Regions from separate parts of the Homo sapiens genome. Here region 1 is linked to region 2. The links are chromatin loops, found by intact Hi-C in ENCODE. Cell type or tissue: HepG2. All regions are shown on one strand. Region 1 holds the start of BLACAT1 (BLACAT1 overlapping LEMD1 locus). Region 2 overlaps LEMD1 (LEM domain containing 1).

The links. Hi-C counts contacts between places; a loop is a spot of excess contacts. Peaks named below come from ENCODE experiments on the same cell type or tissue, not always from the same donor. Only the 100,000 strongest peaks of a DNase experiment are listed, where the experiment ranks them.
Region 1: it touches region 2 in a loop (8-fold over the local background); 3 of 110 quality-filtered maps call a loop at or near these places.

What each region holds. Positions count from the first base shown.
Region 1 is chr1:205,454,054-205,456,553 of GRCh38, reverse strand. BLACAT1 (BLACAT1 overlapping LEMD1 locus) reads left to right here and starts at 509. Exons shown (of 2, transcript NM_001397426.2): 1 at 509-637. LEMD1-DT (LEMD1 divergent transcript) reads right to left here and starts at 496. Exons shown (of 3, transcript NR_148934.1): 1 at 331-496. In HepG2, a CTCF peak has its summit at 1,543; a DNase peak (open chromatin) is centred at 1,552; H3K4me3 peaks cover 541 bases; H3K27me3 peaks cover 2,500 bases.
Region 2 is chr1:205,396,133-205,398,632 of GRCh38, reverse strand. All of the region lies in intron 4 of LEMD1 (LEM domain containing 1), which reads left to right. Among named protein-coding and RNA genes, the nearest start is that of LEMD1-AS1, 24 kb to the right of the region's middle. In HepG2, a CTCF peak has its summit at 1,433; a DNase peak (open chromatin) is centred at 1,432.

The DNA of each region.
Region 1 (2,500 bases), 58 kb before region 2:
GAGCTCGGAGTTTGTTCACAGGCTGAGCCCGTGCTGGGGGTGTCGCAGCTTGGGCCCGGCCTGCAGGGGTGGGGGAGGAAGAAGCTCCGGCTGAGGGTCTGCCCCGACCGCAGAGGGCGCACGAGGGGGTCTCCCGGCACCGGCGCGGCGCCCACGCCACTACAGGGGCCCCCTGAAACCCGGGTAGAAGCTTGTGATAGGCGTTGCGACCCCGGGAAGGCGCGAGGCTGTGGAGGTGGCTCGTGGGGCCATGGAGGGAGTGGGGGGCGGCGAGACGGAGTCCGTCTAAATGCCAGTTCCCAGAAGTTCAGCGTATCGATTATTTCCTACCTTAATGCATATTTATGCCGCGCCGAAATAGGCTTCATAATTAACTCCCGGAGTCATCCGCAGAGGTTAAAGGGACCCCGAAGATTTGTGCATTGATTGGGTACCTCGGCGGGGTGTGTGTGCGCGCGCGTGTGTGCGTGCGCCCCGTGCTAACCCATTGAAGAATAATTATTTTTCTCCACTGGAAGCTACAGCAGAGAATCGGACAAGGAGGGAAGAAAGAGATTGGTGAGGGGGAGAGAGAGAGAAAGAGAGAGAGAGACACAAAGGAAGTGAGTGCAAGAGGAGCCGGCTTAGCATCTAAACTGTGAGTACTGAGCGAAAACAAACAGGCAGAAAGTGCCGCGAGTTGGCGACCCCTTGGCCGGGTTGGGGGCCCGAGTGCGGCTGAGGGGGACTTTCCTCCCCGCCCCGGGCTTGGCTGGGCGAAGAGGGGTCCCTAAGGCATGGGCGGGATGCGGGTTCAGGCACTCACCTGAAAGCTGACCGGCGGCGGGCTGCGTCAGCCGCCGCCCTAGGTCGACCAAAGAGGAAGCCCCCTCCCCGCCCCCATTGCCTTTGTTCCTTTTAAAGGATTTTGCCGCTGGTGGGATTGGGGGGAGTGTGAGAGGGAGCCTTGGCTCCGGAGGTAGCCGATCCTCCTGTCCCCGCTGAGTGAAACCCGCTTGGAGTGCCTCCTCCGTTTCCTTTATACCCCATGGTATGGAGTGGTATGAGGAAGGGGCTGTAAAGGGGTTAGGGATCAGGGGTTTGTGACACCTGTGCATATGTTTGTCTGGTACCCTTGGAACAGAGGGCCCCAGGAGACCCCAGTTTGGGGCCTGGGAGAAGCCATGTCCGTGGGCCAAACCACCAACTCCAGTATATGTGGAGGCAAACATGGTCCCAGGCTTAGAGGAGACACCAGCTACTCCCCACACACATCAGAGTCCTTCCTAGCCATTGTGTCTGTGGGGTCTAGGTCTGGCCAGACCTCTTGGCCATAAGCCTGCCTCCCACTGCCTCCCCATCCCTGGGGCCCTTGCATGCCTAAGAAAGGCCGGAGCTAGGAGCCCACCTGGAGGAGGAGCTCTGGCCGGGTAGGGGCCCAGGAAGGCAGCTAGACAAGGATAGGTGCTCCCTTTCCTGAGAAAGGGTCCATAACAGGGTGCCCCCGGGGAACAAGAGCTGGCCAGCCCTGCCAGTGCTGAGCTGGTCAGGAGAGGGCGTCTGGGGGCCCAAGGGAGAGCCCTCCCTTCCGACCAACATTCCACAGCCTCCGTTTGGAAGTGCTTGTATACTGCCTTCCTTTCCTCAACCCTCATTAACAAATTCTTCTTTTGGTCTGATTTAATCTTTCCTGACGATTTTTTTTTTTTTACATACCTTAATCTGCCAGTGAACAACTTTTCTCAACTTGAGCCTTAAGAAGGGCTAACTTTGGAGGAAAAGTCAGCTCTTTTGAGGCTGGGATGGGAACCCCTGGTGAAAGAGCTCTGAATTGAGGGGAAAGGGATTGTCCTCTAAGAAACCCCCTTTAGGGGTAATTTTGGTGGCTTATGCCCTCCAGGAGGACACAACGGAGGCCTGGGGCTGCAAACAACTTCTATCTCTCAGTCATTCAATGCCGGCTTTCCATTGCTCCACTGGGGCTGCCACAGAGGCAGGAAAAGAGGATCTCTCTCTCTCTCTCTCACACACACACACACACACACACTCACACCAGATAACACTTCCTCCAAGTAGTATTGGGCACTCTCTGAGACTCAGGGCCCCTCCCATTGCCCATACACCACCACCCCCCACCCCCATCCCACGCACCCCACACACACAAAGAGAACATCCAGGAGTCTCAGAGCTGGGGACTACCATCCTAAAGGCATGAAGAGGAAGGAGAGACCCTCAACTAGGGAGGATCAAATTCAGTGTAACCCTGGAAGAGGTGACATGAAGACTGGGTGGCAGGGGAGACCACAGTCCTGCTGACGTGACTGCTCTGAATTGCAGTCATATGCATATGGGCCTGTCTTCCCACTGGACTGCCTGCTGGGCCTCCCTGAGTGCTGTCTCCTGGTGCCTAGCACGGTGCCCATCCCACTGTCTGTGCTCGGTGCATATTTGATAAATGAGTGGTGTCCCTGAAGCCATTCTCCCCACCCTTCATCTCTGTCTGCCTCCTCCTCCAAGAGGT
Region 2 (2,500 bases):
CTGTGTCCATGTCCCTTCTGCCTCTTTTCTTAGTGTGTAGAGCATACTGACACCCCAGGGGACGATAAGGAAGGGAAGGAAAACTTCACGTCTCATTTTTGCTTCCAAATTTTAAGTGTATTTCAATGTCTTTCTGCCAAAACTTTAATGGGATTTTAACTCTCTGTGCCTCAATTTCTATTGTTGCTTATGAGATACCTTGTAAGCCTACAATAGCATGTGCAGGGCCCACCCCAAAGGCTGCCACCAGCAGGCCTAGTGTATCATGGGAATATATATTAAAGGACTACCATTAAGTAGTGTGTGATTCAAGTTGTATATACAGGTTTTAGAAGACCTGATGTTAGACATCTCTCTGATAGTTTCTTAATTAATTGAAAAACTTCCTTATTCCCAGTAGTAGTTGTATATTCAAGTTGGGTCAAAGTGAAGAGAAAATTACATAGTGTCTGAACTACTTAATAAGCCCTTTCTTCTTACCTTTGACGTGTGCTAAGGGAGCTGCTAAATGCCATCTTTACAAGGAATGTAATTTAACATTCTTCCTGTAAAAATATTGACCTCCTGGTAGATATGATCAATATATCTTGATCTTATTGATGAAATGTTGATTTCTTTTCTGTGTAATAGAACCCAGTTTTTGAAATTCAAGAGCAGCAGGAGGAAATAGTGGAACCAAACACTGATTATAATGATTCCAAGATGATAATAAGGGTAAACTTACTTATTTTCATAAAACTGAGTTATGAGCAGTGGTGTTCTCCTGTAGAAAAAAATATGGATTTGTTTAGAAAACTCAGCTTTCTTTTCTTTTTCATCTAAGAATACACCAATATTGGCTTTAGCTAAATTATACTTTGCTTTGTGAGTAGGGATCTATGTCTTCATTTTAGGAAGAGGAGTTTCCTGTTGTACCTCCCATATGAGCACCCTTGAGTTATTTTTAATCTCTTGAGACTTGTCAGGGCTTCGTAAGCACTAGGCATTATTCATTACAATTCATGAGTCCAGGAATGATTTATTATAGATAATTTTTCTTCTTGAGACAGGGTCTCACTCTATCTCCCAGATTGAAGTGCAGTGGTGTGATCATAGCTCTCCATAGCCTCGACCTCCTGGGCTCAGACTTCTGAGCAGCTAAGACTACAGGTGTGTGCCACCACACCCTGCTAATTTTTACATTTTTTGTGGAGATGAGGTCTTGCTGTGTTGCCCAGCCTTCTTGGAGGAGACTATGTGATTTATCTCACAGATGAGGACACAGGCAGAAAGGGAATATGACTTGCCCAAGACCACATAGAGGATTAGAGGAAAATTGGAAATAGAAATCTAGTGGCCTAATTTCCATTCTGTTGCCCTCTCCATTATATCAAAAGGCCACAGGGGAGGAAAAAAAGACCAGGCACCTGAGTGATGAAATAGCTCCCCTCAGTGTCCTTTCCATGGTATTACAGAAGGACTCGGGACATCTGTTTTCCCGCGGAAGCAAAGGCTCGTCTTTCTGATGATTGCTACGTAGTGAGAGTCCATGGGAGGCACTTCTTGGTGAACCTTCCAATCACAAACTAAAACCATGGCACAGAAATCAGCACAGTTAGAAATGGGCTGACATATGCAGATTGGTAGCTGGAATTTGCCCAAGTGGGGAGGAAAAAACTGTGTCTGAAAATCTTTTAAAATAAAATACATTATGCATATGAAAAGGAATAAAGAATTACGTAATGAGAAGTTGGATTCCCACCCAAAAGATTGAAAAATAAATCATTGCTGAATCAGCTGAAGCCCCCAGTGTATCCCTCTTGGGACATCTTCCTTTTCCCCCATGGCAACCACTAACCTGAATTTTCTACTTATCCTTCTTTCCCTTTTCTTTATAGCATCCACAAACTTTAGTTCAGTTTTTCATGATTTTGTATTTCATTTAAATGATATTATACTGCAGGTTTTCTTCTGCAGCTTCCCTTACCATGCAGCATCATGCTGTGAGCTTACATGGTCATTATTGGTAGCTTTAGTTCATTTATTTTCACTGCTATATAGAATTATTGGAGAAGTATTTTTATTCATTCCCTATTTGTTGGACATTTGGATCATTTTCAAATTTTTCTAACACAAACAATGCTGTTACAAACTTTGTGGTACAGGACCCAGTGTTTATATGTGTAAGAATTTTTTTTTCTGATTGCATGAATGTACCTACAAGTAGGACTGCTGAATGGAAGGGGTCTACACATGTTCAACTTAAGAGATTATATTAAATTGCTCTACAACATGGTTGCACCATTTTTTGCTTCCCCCAGTAATATATTAAGAACTCCAGGGGCTGGGCATGGTAGCTAATGCCTATTATCCCAGCACTTTGAGAGTCCAAGGTGGAAGGAGTTCAAATAAGGAGTTCAAGACCAGCCTGGGTAACATAGCAAGACCCTGTCTCTAAAAATAAAATTTAAGAAAACAATCAGCTGAGCATAGTGGTGCCCAGCTGCAATCCTTGCTTATC